Regions from separate parts of the Homo sapiens genome. Here region 2 is linked to region 1. The links are chromatin contacts, found by Hi-C or POLR2A ChIA-PET in ENCODE. All regions are on one chromosome and are shown on one strand. The core of a region is the stretch at or near the end of the contact, and the rest is flanking DNA. Distances in the headings are between cores, read along the strand shown. Region 1 overlaps LOC107985876. Region 2 overlaps THADA (THADA armadillo repeat containing).

The links. Hi-C counts contacts between places; a loop is a spot of excess contacts on that map. ChIA-PET counts read pairs that join two places held with the same protein, here RNA polymerase II (POLR2A). Pooled maps may share reads with other maps.
Region 2: a loop to region 1 is called in a pooled map, with 3 times the contacts of the local background. The contact joins two enhancer-like sites. A Hi-C loop is called at or near these places in 5 of 50 pooled maps. POLR2A ChIA-PET finds 5 or more read pairs at or near these places in 2 of 52 experiments (MCF 10A and T-cell).

What each region holds. Positions count from the first base shown.
Region 1 is chr2:43,082,343-43,089,540 of GRCh38, reverse strand. The region is part of intron 2 of LOC107985876; the gene reads left to right. LOC124907756 (a long non-coding RNA gene) reads right to left here. Exons shown (of 2, transcript XR_007086299.1): 2 at 5,441-7,198. Among named protein-coding and RNA genes, the nearest start is that of LINC02580, 17 kb to the left of the region's middle. RefSeq lists enhancers at 1,972-2,510, 2,511-3,050, 4,600-5,366, 5,367-6,133. Within about 2 kb of position 2,945, at least 24 of the 41 ENCODE cell types and tissues checked have a DNase peak (open chromatin) inside an H3K27ac peak, as active enhancers do.
Region 2 is chr2:43,532,587-43,539,784 of GRCh38, reverse strand. The region is part of intron 21 of THADA (THADA armadillo repeat containing); the gene reads left to right. Among named protein-coding and RNA genes, the nearest start is that of THADA, 60 kb to the left of the region's middle. Within about 2 kb of position 2,469, at least 2 of the 41 ENCODE cell types and tissues checked have a DNase peak (open chromatin) inside an H3K27ac peak, as active enhancers do.

The sequences.
Region 1 (7,198 bases), core at 1,696-4,195:
CACCAGCCTGGCCAACACGGAGAAACCCCATCTCTACTAAAAATACAAAAAAAAATTAGCCAGCCATGGTGGTGGGCGCCTGTAATCCCAGCTACTCGGGAGGTTGAGGCAGAAGAATTGCTTGAATCTGGGAGGCAGAGGTTGCAGTGAGCCAAGATCGTGTCATTGCGTTCCAGCCTGGGCAACAAGAGCAAAACTCCGTCTCAAAAAAAAAAAGTCCAGCTATTTTGGGGCTGCCATGTTGGAGAGCTCATGTGGAGAAACCACACAGATAGAGAGATGCCTGAAAGACCCTGGCTTTCGCAGCCTCCGCTTGTTTGTGTCCTCCCAGCCCAGGCACCAGACCTGTGAGTGAAGAAGCCTTGAAACTGATCCTATCCTCAGTCACAGTCTGACTACAGCTTCATGAGACCCCAAGCCAGAACTTCCCAGCTGATCCAAAGAAACCATGAATGATAATAAATGATTATTGTTGTTTTAAACCACTAAGTTTGGAGGTGGTTTGTTATTCAGCAATACATAACCTCTTTTCTAAGTGATCTAGAAAACAGGACAAACAATAATACCTACTTCAAAGGAGGGAAAACAAGTAAGGAGTAAATGAGTTAGACTTTGTAAAGCACTGAGCTCAGGGTCTGGTATGCAGTAAACTCTCAATGAATGCTATTTACCCTTTACAGAGCTTCTCAGTGGCTGGTATCTTGAATGATAGTGAGTCAAACAAAAGTGGTGTTTACTTTAAGTGTACTCTATTTAAGAAGGAACTATGTGCCTGACAGTGAATGTTTGTTGAATAAATGAAAAAAGACAATGATTTTCTTTTTGGGGGGGTGGTCGCTACTCTCCAAAGATGGCCCTGGATGATATTCATTCCCTTCTAGAGTTCCTTCCCGTGCTGAATCTGGTCCAGGCTTGTAATTCACCTTAAGCAGCAAAATATGTCCAAAGTGGTGCCAAGCCATTGCCAGTCCTAAACTTTAATAAGGCTTGGTGACTTCCACTTTATTACTTCTGGGAGCCCTTAGCTGTGATGTAAGAAGTCTGGATACCCTCTTGGAGAAATGCGCATGAAGAGGAGATGTGGAAGGGCCACATGGAGAAGGAGGAGCCCATACAGGACAGCAGGAGAGAAGGAATCCCATCAATGCACCAGTCCCAGCCTAGCCCAGCCCTCCAGGTTCTTTCCAGGGTACCTGACATGTGAGGCCACCATCTTGACTCAGCCAGCCCAGTCTAGCTCCCAGATGACTTCAGTTCCAGCTGCCATCTGGCTGCAGCAGCATAAAAGTCCCTTGGTGAGATCAGTGGAAGAACTGCTCAGCCAACTTATAAAGTTATAAGAGATAATAAATGTTTGTTGTCCATTTTAAGCCACTGCATTTTAGAGTGGTTTGATACATACAGGTAGATAACCAAAAAGTAAGTGCCTAGGACAGCGCCTGCCATACAGCAGGCATTCAATAAATATTGGCTGACTAAATGAATGAACCTCTTCATTCTCTTCCTGTGAAACCTTTTCTGCCTGGGTCTGGGCCTCCTGAGACGCCCTCCTTACCTGCTGCTCACCCCTCCTCACCTGCTGCTCACCCCTCCTCTTCTGCCTTGCCCATGTCCCCCAAGGAATAGGGGACTAAAGTAAAATGGGTGCTCCTGTTGGGTTCCCAAGAGCACAAAACCCTGAAACAGGTCTCCCTTGTGAGGAAATTCCAGGCTGTAGATCTCTAGGTATAATGGAGGCAGGTCTCTGTAAGTTTGTTAAGAGAAAATAGAAGAGAGAATCTGTTCTGGTTCTCTCTTGGGTTTGAATTCCAGTCTCTCCAAGTCCTGACTGTGTGGCAATGAACTGCTGATTCAACCAACTTCCTTATCTGGAAAATGGGTTCAATGTCAAGGCCTTAGTGTAAACAAGTAACCATGACATCCTTGGTACAGCACCTGGAGTGTGGGAGGTGCCATGGGGTCATTAGTGTGTCTGCATCGTGGATGAATCTCATAGACAGGATGAACTAGGTAAGCTGGTCATGAAAGCACATGCTGTTGGTGATTCCATTTCAATGAGGTTCAAAAAGAGGCAAAATTAATTGATGGTGAGAGAAGTTCCAAATCACGGTCACCTCTGAGGGGGACGAATGTTGACTGGGAAGGGGATCCAGGGAATCTTCTGGGGTATTTGCAGTGTTCTACATTTCATCCAGGTGTGTTTGTATGTAAAAGTTCATCAAGCCACGCCATTAAGACGAGTGTGTTTTACTGAGTGTGTTATATCTCCCTAAAGAAGTTGAAAAAATGTTCGCATGTCTCCCCTTCATGCAGGAGTGATCTTCAGGAATTCTCCAATTCTAGGGCCTCTTGCTCCTCATGGGCTCTCTGTCCTGCCCCCTCACCCCAAGTCTGCCCTAGAGCAGCTTTGGCAATGATATCTTCCTGCATTGCATGAATTGGCTGGCACTGCCCAGCCTGGCCTGGGGCTGAGTTCCAGGATGGGAGTCATGTTGAGGGATGCATTAACCTGCTCCTGAGAGGGCAGAGTGGCTGGGCTTGGGTGTCCTCAATGTCTCTGGGGGCTGGTGAGTGGGAAGGGGGCCTCACCCCTATACACGGGGATGTCTGGCTGTGTTGGGGGCCGGGGGTGTTTGGAATAAGCGAGCAACAGCGGCACATCCTTGGCATGACGGGCCCGCTTCCTGGAAGGAGAGCAGGGAGGGGTGCTGCTGAGGGTGTCCAGGTTGGGCTGAAATGAAGAGCCTGTCCTGCTCACAACCCTGCTATTTGGAACCTGGAGCCATGACGTTCCTCAGAGTTTCCATTCTCTGTGCTGCAGCTGTTGGTTACGTGTTTCATTCAAAATGCTTTGCAGGAAGCAGCAGGCTTCACATTCCAGGGTTTGTAGTCATTTTTTCTCTCAGAGCTCTCGGGCTGGGATTAGAATGTTCTTCAAGCCACACTGTCCTCGGCTGGACTCCCCAAGAGGAAGTGGGTGGGTCTCTGGGGGAAGAGAACATAGGCCTAAATGCAGGGACGGAATGAAAAAAGATTGGCCAGGCGTGGTGGGTCACGCCTGTAATCCCAGCACTTTGGGAGACTGAGGCGGGCAGATCACCTGAGGTCAGGAGTTCGAGATCAGACTGGCCGACAAGGTGAAACCCCGTCTCTACTAAAAATACAAAAATTAGCTGGATGTGTTGGTGGGTGCCTGTAATCTCAGCTGCTTGAGAGGCTGAGGCAGGAGAATCACTTGAACCTGGGAGGAGGAGGTTGCAGTGAGCCGAGATTGCACCACTGTATTCCCGACAGAGCAAGATTCCGATTCAAAAAAAAAAAAAAGAAAAAAGATTAAGGCCAGCACAAGTAACTCCTAGAGAGGCCAGCTGAGTTGAGGCCCAGGTATAGTGAAGGGTAGAAAGCTGGTGGGTGGTGGCTCTTGCCCTCCCCAGCGTTAGGCCAAGGAGAACGCAGAGCCTGTGGTGTGTGCACGTGTGTGGTGGGGTGGGGGCAGGGGGCGTGAAACAGACTCAGTGCTGGCCTTTTATCCTGATGGACCCACACTCATGCTTCCTCTCACTGTGGTCACTGCCCTCGGGCTGAGGGAGAGGGTGACATGGGTGTCACTTGCTGAGGCGGCAGCAGGAGACGTATCCTCAGGTTTGGGGCAGGCAGGGGAGCACATTAGCACGTGGACCACATAGATACGTGGATGCAGACAAACAATGACGAATGTTTGCTAGAGTGTCTGCTATGCTCCTGGCACCCGGGTGGGTGTTGGGAATAATACCGCAGGTACAAGACAGACTCTATGGTTGCCATCACAGGAAGGCCTGGCAGAGATGGCCTGGAAGGTGTCCACTGGGATAAGGGAGGGAGAACAGATTCAGGCAGTGGGGGCTGGTAGGCGCCAGGCTCCAGTGGACAGAGATGGGAGCAGGCGAGTGTAGACCGCCGTCGTAGATCCCGGGAAGGAGTGGTACCCAGAGAGTATGAAGGAAGGGCAGAGCCCAGGAAGGAACTTGCAGGGGGTGTGGAGTGGCTGAAGATCTGGAAGGGGAAGGTGACGGACAGATTAAGTCCTGGGGTCCTGAGACAGGGCTCCCTCTCCAAGTCATGAAAAGCCCAGAGGTAGGCTCAAGAGGAGGAGGAGGAGGAGGAGGGGAAGGGGCAGGGGCCACAGGCAGCCACCCCTAATCCAGTGTCACCCTTTCCTTTGCGCTCCTGGGGCAGAGGGAAGGAAACCCTCCCTAAGGGTTAGACCCTCATTAGGCTCTAATGAGAGCCTAAGTCTGGCACTTTAGAGGTGACAAAGCACTTTTGCTTCCCGTGTAGGCAGAATTCTAAATATGGCCCCCAATATTTCCATCCGAACCCCTGAACATGATAAGACATCAAGCCCATGATCATGTGAAATTATATGGCAAAGGGATTTCAAAGACATCATTAAGGATAGAAATCAGTTGACTCTGAGTCCAAGAAAAGAAAGATGAGTTGGTAGGGGCCTAATCGAATCACACGAGCCCTTTAGAAGCAGAGGGTTTTCTCTGGCTGGGGGCAGGAGAGGAAGTCACAGATGTGAAGTGTGAGGGAGGGTTCGATACATCTTTGATGACTTGAAGAAGGAGGGGACCATGTGGAAAGGACTCGAGAGAGAGCAGCTTCGAGGAGCTGATAGAGATCCCTGGCTGACCGCCACCTCAGTCCTGCAACTGCAGGAGTGGAATTCCGCCACAACCCGAATGAGCTTGCAAGGAGATGCTTTCCCAGAGCTTCTGGAAAAGAGCTTCTGATAGGAGCCAGCCAGCTCACACTTTGATTTTCAGCTTGTGAGACCCTAAGCAGAGACTATAGCTGAGCCCACCTGGACTTCTGACCTGAAGTGTGAAATAAGAAATGGGTAGTGTTTAAGCTGCTTTGTAATAATTTGTGATGCAGCAATAGAAAACGAATATACTCCACTTTCTCATTTAACCCTGAGAAGGTCTTTGGGAAGCATCTGACGACTCCCTCTGCAGATGGGACAGGCTAAGTGAGGCCCTCGGTTTGCAGGTGCCCAGCTGCGGCTCAGGGCTGAGCCTAGCTGATTTTTTGGTATCACAAACGCTTTTCCCACCTGAACGGCCACAAAGGAACCACAGGCACTCAGCCTTGGCCAGGAGCACCAGAGGTGGGGGACCTGCATCTCACACTCCCCTTTCTAAGATGCACCTCAGCAGATGCAATCCTGCTGGAGCCTGCAGGGTACAAAGCCATCCCAGCCCCGCCACCTCCCTGGAGAAGAGCAGAGCTCTTGGCAGAAACCAGAGAAGGGCAGTGACCTCAGCCTCCCCCTTCCTCTCAGATGACAAGTCTGGGCTCTGTTAAGGCAAGAGACAGGAACTGAGATCCAAGGAGCCATGAGGTTCGGCTTCCCCTCCCCAACATCCAGTAAAAAGCATTCTCTGACTTGTCGGGATGGGGATTTTTTGAATTTTATACTCGTTTTCTGAATCATTTGTTGGGCACAGTTGGGCATCTCCTAGGAGTCCAGAAATGTTTGCAGGGAGGGAGGTTTTGTTCCTGCTTTATTGATTAAAAAGCCCTAATGAAGGTTTTCTCATTCCTGCAGAGGCCTTTTCTAAAAACCTCCTTAATTCTTCCCAGATGGCGTCCAGTTCTCCCTCCCCAGCAGGGTGGGGCTTCAGAAAGTAGGAGGGCTTTGTGTCTGGCCGACTGGGGATCTCAGCTCTGTCACTTAGTCCCTGAGGGGTGCGTGGGGGCAGGCAACCTCCCCAAGCCTCAGTTTCTTCAGGAGTTTCTAAGATGCAATGAGCCAACAGATATGCACAAGGTCCCTGGCAGGCAAGAAGGAAGCACTCACTATTGCTTCCTTACCCACGTGCCTGAGCACAACACAAGAACTACCTTGGAAATATTTTTTCGACAAAAGAAAACAATTTTGATTCTCATGACAGGCAGGCCTGGTTGGCCAGCAGCAAGAGTCTTCTGTCAGCAAAGTTTGCCTTTGTGCTTCACCTTGCCGAAGCTACTTCCTCCATCTGTGGCGCATTTCCTTCTTTCCAGCCCTCCCTGGCCAGATCCCAGGCCCTGGGAGCGGGGACACACTTGAAACCTCGGCAAGAGTCTTCGAGTTCAGTATTGCAAAGGGAGGTCAGGGTTGAATGGTGGAATCCAAGGCCCTGGAGCAGATGGGCCAGTGTGGGAATATTTTCGGGCAGGGGAGGAGGATGTTGCCAAGGTCCCTCAAGGTGTCTGTCGGGTGGGGACCAAAAGCAGTGGTTGTGCAAGCCTCTCTCCTGCTTGGGTTTATCCTGACTGTCTATTTGCAGGTTTGGAGGTTTGAGCTGAATCCTCTTAGAAGTAGCTTTTGCTGTCCTTGACATTTGAGAAAAATCTGCTTGACTTCAGCAGGTCCTGGGGGCAGAGTTTGGGAATGTGGGAGTGGTCATGTGTTTGTCGGGGTGAAGGGTGAGAGGACCTTCAGGCTCTGGGCCCCAGAATCGTTGGCCCCATGACAAGAAGATTGGAGGGTTGGTGAGGCTGTTTTCCCTGCTGTTCCCCATGGCTTCTGGGGTGTTCTGGGATGGATGGTATTTGAGGGCCAGTGCAAGTCCCTGGGATTTGGGAGTAAAGCTAGTTCCTCTTAGGGAAACCTTCCAGGGCAGAGGCTGAAGGAGGTACTGGGGGATGAGGGGGGTGTCTATGAACTGGGGCCCTATGCTCGGACTGGGATTTTGAGGCCAGGGCCCAGTACTGCCCTCAGCTGCCTCCACCCTCCTCCCCTGAGCTGTGGGCTTAGAGCTGAGCCAAGCATAAAACAGACAACCTCTCTCTGCTTCTATGTCCCCACCCCCATCCTGACGAAGTCTGGTTTTCATCACTCATTAATCACTGCAGCTTCCCACAGCCTGTGTCTGTCTGTCCACACTCACCAGCCCCCTGGGCCCTGGGGGGATGGATAGACAGACAGGCAGATGGTCTTTAACTTGGGGAAATTTCGGGTCACACTGTGGGCTGCTCCCTCCCCCAGGGCAGGGGAGAGGCATGCTTCCTGGGTTGTTAGAGGTCACCGCTACCCCCAGCCTGGCCTGAAGCTGCCAGCCCGACCCACCTCACCCTGGCAGCAGGCAACTGGGGCCATTAGCTGTCCTGTTCACCAGGAAGGAAATGGGTTGGAGGGCTGAGGAATTCTAATGAAGCTTCCCCAGCTGGC
Region 2 (7,198 bases), core at 1,220-3,719, 450 kb before region 1:
AGGTTCTTATAAACCAAAGAATTCTTCCAGTGACTGCTTAAATAAAAAATAAGATCCTGACTGTTTTTCTGTAAAACATTAGTTTCCGTTGTAATGAGGTCCAGTCATTTTTCTATGTTGCCATTCACATGGTAACCTCACATACATAGGCGTGAGAAGAAACTGATGACTGAATGAGCGATGAACTGTATATGTAATAGCAGTGTTCTAACACTGGAACCCCGTCCCCTATGAAAAACTTGATTCTTCGTATTGCTGACTTTAGCTAAAGAAATGTCTCAGTTTAGGAGTCAATAAAAATCCAAAGTCATCAAGAAATTAGTGTTATTTACATTACTGGAGAATTCCTGCTTTTAAACATAACCTTTTGCCCCATGAACTTCCTTTAAATTAATAATAATTAAATATACTTACATGTGCTTAAAACCTTTAAGAGTTAAAAATATAAATGACAGAGAAGAACATCATTTACATTGGAATGGCTGGGCCACACCTGAGGTACACCCTTCCAAGAGCATAGTTGCCCTGGCAAAGCTAGATCTGTGCCTAGTGGTAAAACTATGAGTTTAAGAGTCAAGCCTTAGGTGAATGTGACTGCCGTCTGAATACACGGAGGCAGTGAAGTGACTTGCAGGCAGAATGCAACCCTAGTTAGAGGGGAGAATGTGGAACTTGCATTTCTTATTCTTCAGAGTAGTAACTGTGATCTACTTTTCTCTCAATGGATGAAGAAAGCCATTCCATACAGTCTAAAATACAATTCTATTCTATTTTGAAATTTGATGACTTGAATGTAGATGACAGTCCGTTTAAAATCATCCTGATTTTACAGCTCCTTGTTTAAACCGGTGGCCACTTAAATCCCCCATATAGGAGTATAAAAGGTAGGGAGATTACAGTTTGGGGTTTTTTGTTGCTGTGTGGGGAGAAGAAATGGGGCTTGTTTATAATTCTGAGTTTTCAGTGATATATTCACAAACCATTAGAGCTGGAAGGATCATAGAGATGATATTATCCAGCTCTCTTGGACAAGAGGAAGCTGAACCCTGGATGTTACCTGGTTTGCCCAAGATTGCAAAGCTAGTTTGTGGCAGCTCTGGAACAGGAACCCAGTTCTTCTCCTTGCCAGCCTGTGTTCTGACATGGCACAGTGCTGCCTTTGTGAGCTGCTCATTTAATTTTTCTTTAAGTTTAATTTTCTGTATTTCCCATATCCAGGTAAATTTTCGCAAGCAACAGGACAGTAAGATGACTTGCTACTGAACTTTTTCTTAAATGATTGATTCCCTAGAGCACTTCCTGTGAAGCAGTGTGCTGTCACCAGTTTCTCCAGGAGGAAAATGTGTTCATTCAGAGGCATGTCTGACTTTCCTCCTTCACTGTAATCACATAATGAAAGGTTCTTTCATAGTGTTCCTGTACAAGAGGCAGAGATAAAACCAACTTTGAGGGATGTAAGTGGAGACCCTTCAAGAGTAAGCAGTACACACAACCTTATCTCACAACTTCCTGACTAGTTGATGTGTGTGGAGTTTTCAAACTTGATGTTTTGCTGATGTAGAGCTTTTGCTTGTTATATTTTGTTGGTTCTCTTTTCATGGGCTATCTGATACCCAGTGCCTACTGATTTTTTAAAACAGCTTCCTCCACCTGGAGTACTATATGAACTTAAGTTTATATGTATTTCCCTAATATTCTTAAAAAGAAACTACTAGGTAGATTTTTCATTCATGCTTTCCCTCTGCAGTAATTATCGCCACAGAAATCACACGAGTAAGATTGCCAACTATTAGAAATTGCTATTTTAAAACATTCTTTTTTAGTTTAGTTTTTTTTTTTTTTTTTGAGTCTGGGTCCCATTCTGGCGCCCAAGCTAGAGTGCTGTGGTTCCATTTTGACTCACTTCAGCCTCAACCTCCTGGGCTTAAGCCTCCCAAATATTTGGGACTATAGGTGTGTGCTACCACTCCTGGCTAATTTTTGTAGAGACGGGATCTCACCATGTTGCCAGGCTGGTTTTGAATTCCTGGACTAAAGCGATCCTCCCACCTCAGCCTCCCAAAGGGCTAAGATTACAGGCATGAGCTACCATGCCCGGTCTAAAAATTGTATGTTAGATTCTGTTGTAACTTTTATGATGCCCAGAGTTAACTACATTGATGTATTCCCTCAGTAGTGTCTTTTGTTATTACTTTAGATTTTCTGTAATGAACTACAAATGGGATATATGTTTATTCACAAGTCTTAAATTGCTTTTTGTATTTTCTTTTGCCAAAGTTTATTTTTTAGAAATTACAAATAATTTCATTGAATTGCACTCAATGCAAGTTCCCATTTTTAAGCTTTGAAATGAAGTTGTGCATGTAACCACATCCTATTTATTGACTGCCTTACTACAAGGATATCGTGGGAAAATAAAGAAGTACATAGTATGTGGTTCTGTGACGTCAAAGGGCTTAGAAATACAATAGAGGATACCAGACAGAAATTCATTTTAAAAAGTCAGACTACAGGGCAACAGTTAATATTGCCCATGGTTAAGAATTTGCTAGAAAGCAAAGAATAAACATTCTGGTAAGATGATATCTGAGTGGTAGAAAATTATTACCTTTGTTGTTTTGTAGGAGAACAGTGTTTGAGCTTTGAAGAAATCCCAAAAGTTAGTAACAAATCACTGTAGGAGAGAAGGTACAGTTTAAAACATTAACTGTTTTACTGGAGTGTAAACTTTTGTAAAACATCCCGTTTAACCAAAGTGAAATTAGAAGTGGCTGTGTCTTAAAGTCAGAATTCAAATTAAGGCTTAGGGATTAAGGCTCACTACTTTATAGTATAAAATAAAAATAAAATGGACATTTACTGTTTGCTACTCTTTGCCAGGTACTCTGATAAACACTTAAATGCATAATCTTATTATTTATTTCTCACAATAATCCTGTGAAGTAGGTTCTAGTGTTAGCTCCATTTCACAAGTAAAAGAACTGTGTTTAATTACTTTGCGTTAGTAGTACATTTCAGAATTTACCTTCTCTAGATAAAGGGTAGATTTAAAATATATTTATATTTTTTTTAATGGGTTTTATGCTTTAGATGAGCATTTAGATCCCCTAATTAGTCTGTTGGTGAATTATACCTGCCTGGAAACATGGCATGTAGCTTCTTCCCCTGTGGAAATTTATACCCTGTGAGTCCATAAAACATGTTAATTTCCCTATAGAGATACTTTTTATGAAAAGTTAAGAGCAGGATATGCTAATTTTAAAAAGACAAGTGATTAGAATTTAAATTTCTGTTCTTTAAATTTTAAGAACAGAAATCACTGTATTTTTCTTTCACTTTGATCTTAATTTCCTTTATAAAAATCCTGAGATGTATGTTATTAAAAATTATTTTGCTGGAGGTAACATACTACCAGACTTCAAAATATACTACAAACCTGTAGCAACAAAAAAGTGTGGTACTGGTGTACAAACAGACACATAGACCAGTGGAACAGAATAGAGAACCCAGAAATTAATGTATCTACCGCCAACTGATTTTCGATAAAGGCTCCACGAACTCTCATTGGGTAAAGGACTGTCCAATAAACGGTGCTGGGAAAACTGAGTATGCTTTCTTCATATGCAGAAGGATGAAACTAGACCCACCTCTCACTCTATACAAAAATCAACTCAAAATGAATAGGCTGGGCACGGTGGGTCATGCCTGTAATCCCAGCACTTTGGGAGGCTGAGGCGGGCGGATCAAGAGGTCAAGAAACCAAGACCATCCTAGCCAACATGGTAAAACCCCGTCTCTATTAAAAATACAAAAATTAGCTGGGCGTGTGGTGTGCACCTGTAGTCCCAGCCACTCGAGAGGCTGAGGCAGGAGAATCGCTTGAACCCAGGAGGCAGAGATCGCACCACTGCACTCCAGCCTGGTGACAGAGCGAGTGTCAGTCTCAAAAACAAACAAAAACAAAAAACAGAAATTAACTCAAAATGGATAAAAGACCTTCAAAACAATAAATGGTAAAGACTACTATAAAACTACTTGAATAGTGGTATTTATTCAGGACATTGATCTGGGAAAAGATTTTTTCTTTTTTTTTTTTTTTTTTTTTTTTTGAGTCTCGCTGTGTCGCCCAGGCTTGAGTGCAGTGGCGCTGTCTCGGGTTTAGATGAACCTCTGCCTCCTGGCTTCAAACGATTCTCCTGCCTCAGCCTCCCAAGTAGCTTCGATTACAAGCATGTGCCACCCTGCCTGGCTAATTTTTGTATTTTTTTAGTAGAGATGGGATTTCACCATGTTGGCCAGACTGGTCTCAGACTCCTGACCTCAGGTGATCTGCCCGACGTGGACTCCCAAAATGCTAGGATTACAGGCGTGAGCCACCGCCTGGCCTGGGAAAACATTTTTATAAATAAGACCTCAAAAGCATAGACAACAAAAAGTAAGTGGGATTATATCAAACTAAAAACCTTCTGCACAGCAAAGGAAACAACAGAGCCAAAAGATAAACTTCAGAATGGGAGAAAAAAATTTGTAAACTATTCATCTGACAGGATTAATGTCCAAAATGTACAGGGACCTCAAACATCTCAACAGCAAAAAAAAAAAAAAAAAAAAAAAAAGGACAAATGATCTGAACAGACATTTCTCAAAAACAGAAATGACGAACAAATATATGAAAAAATGTTCAACATCACAAATCAGGGAAATGCAAATCAAAACCACAATGAGATATCATTTCATTCCAGTTAGGATGGCTGTTCCCAAAAAGACAAAAAAATAACAAATGATGGCAGGAATGTGGAGAAAAGGGAACTCTTACACCCTATTGGTGGGAGTGTAAACTAGTATAGCTACTGTGGAGAACAGTGTGGAGATTCCTCTAAAAACTACACATAGAAATACCGTATGATCCAGCAATCCCACTACTAGGCATTTATCCAAGGAGAAGGAAATCAGTATATTGAAGAGATAGAGTGCTGCAACCCCTTGATTGAATAGTGTTGCAATCCCATGTTTATTGCAGCACTATTCAAAATACACAAGGTACGTAATCAACCTGGGTGTCCAACAACAGATGAATGGGTAAAGAAATGTGGTGTATATATACAGAGTGGAATACTATTCAGCCATAATAAAGAATGAAATACTGTCATTCGCAGCTACATGGATGGAACTGGAGGACATTATGTTAAGTGAAATAAGCCAGGAACAGAAAATTAAGCACTGCATGTTCTCACACATGTGGAAGTTGAACTCGAAGTAAAAATTAGAGCAGAGGATACTACAGGCTGGGAAGAGTAGTTGAGAGGGTGGAGATAGGTAGAGTTGTGAAAGGATACCAAATTACAGCTACATAGGAAGAATAAGCTCTAGTGTTCTTTACCACAGTAGGATGACTATAGTTTGCAATAATATATATATATTAATAATTCCAAATAGCTAGAAGCAGGATGTTGAATGTTCCTAACACAAAGAAATGATAAGTGTTTGAAATGATGGATAAGCTGATTATTCTGATCTGATCACTATTTATTATATGTATTGAAACATTACTGTGTACCCCATAAATATGGATAATTATTTGTCAATGAAAAAGAATTTTTAAAAATGCTTTAAAAAATCTGTCTTCATAAAAGGGTTTACATGTCTTTATTATTTCAAGGTGCATTTTAATTTTTGATGTTATTGTAAATCCATCTTTATAAAAAATACATATTTGAACTTTATCTTGCTGGGCTATAAAAATACAACTGCTTTTTAAATATTTATCTTATATTCATCCATATTACTAAACTCTATTATTTTAATCATTTGTGGATTATTTGTAGATTATATGTCCATAATGTCACCTGCAAACAAGAGTTTTTTGTTTTAAATTTTTATTTTACTTTAAGTTCTGGGAGACATGTGCTGAACGTGAGGTTTGTTACGTAGGTATACATGTGCCACGGTGGTTTGCTGCACCTATCAACCTGTCATCTAGGTTTTAAGCCCCGCATGCATTAGATATTTGTCCTAATGCTCTCCCTCCCCTTGCCCTCCACCCAACGACAGGCCCTGATGTGTGATGTTCCCCTCCCTGTGTCCATGTGTTCTCATTGTTCAACTCCCACTTATGAATGAGAACATGTGGTGTTTGATTTTTTGTTCCTGTGTTAGTTTGCTGAGGATGATGGCTTCCAGCTTCATCCAAGTCCCTGCAAAGGACATGAACTCATTCTTTTTTTGTGGCTGTATGGTATTCCATGGTGTATATGTGCCACATTTTCTTTAGCCAGTCTATCATTGATGGGCATTTGGGTTGGTTCCAAGTCTTTGCTATTGTAAATGGTGCTGCAGTAAACATATGTGTGCATGTGTCTTTATAGTAGAATGATTTATAATCCTTTGGGTACATACCCAGTAATGGGATTGCTGGGTCAAATGTTATTTCTAGTTCTAGATCCTTGAGGAATCGCCACACTGTCTTCCACAACTGTTGAACTAATTTACACTCCCACCAACAGTGTAAAAGTGTTTCTATTTCTCCACATCCTCTCCAGCATCTGTTGTTTCCAGACTTTTTAATGATTACCATTCTAACTGGCATGAGATGGTATCTCATTGTGGTTTTGATTTGCATTTCTCTAATGACCAGTGATGATGAGCTTTTTTCATATATTTGTTAGCTGCATAAATATCTTCTTTTGAGAAGTGTCTGTTTATATCCTTTGCCCACTTTTTGATGGGGTGGTTTGTTTTTTTCTTGTAAATTTTTTTATGTTCCTTGCAGATTCTGGATATTAGACCTTTGTCAGATGGATAGATTGCAAAAATTTTCTCCCATTGTGTAGGTTGTCTGTTCACTCTGATGATAGTTTCTTTTGCTGAGCAGAAGCTCTTTAATTAGATCCTACTTGTCAGTTTTGGCTTTTGTCGCAGTTGCTTTTGGTGTTTTAGTCAAGAAGTCTTTGCCCATGCCTATGTCGTGAATGGTATTGCCTAGGTTTTCTTCTAGGGTTTTTATGGTTTTGTTTCTTTCTCTTGCCTGATTGCTCTGGCCAAAACTTCCAATACTATGTTGAATAGGAGTGGTGAGAGAGGGCATACTTGTCTTGTGCCGGTTTTCAAAGGGAATGCTTTCAGCTTTTGCCCATTCAGTGTGATATTGGCTATGGGTTTGTCATAAATAGCTCTTATTATTTTGAGATATGTTCCATCA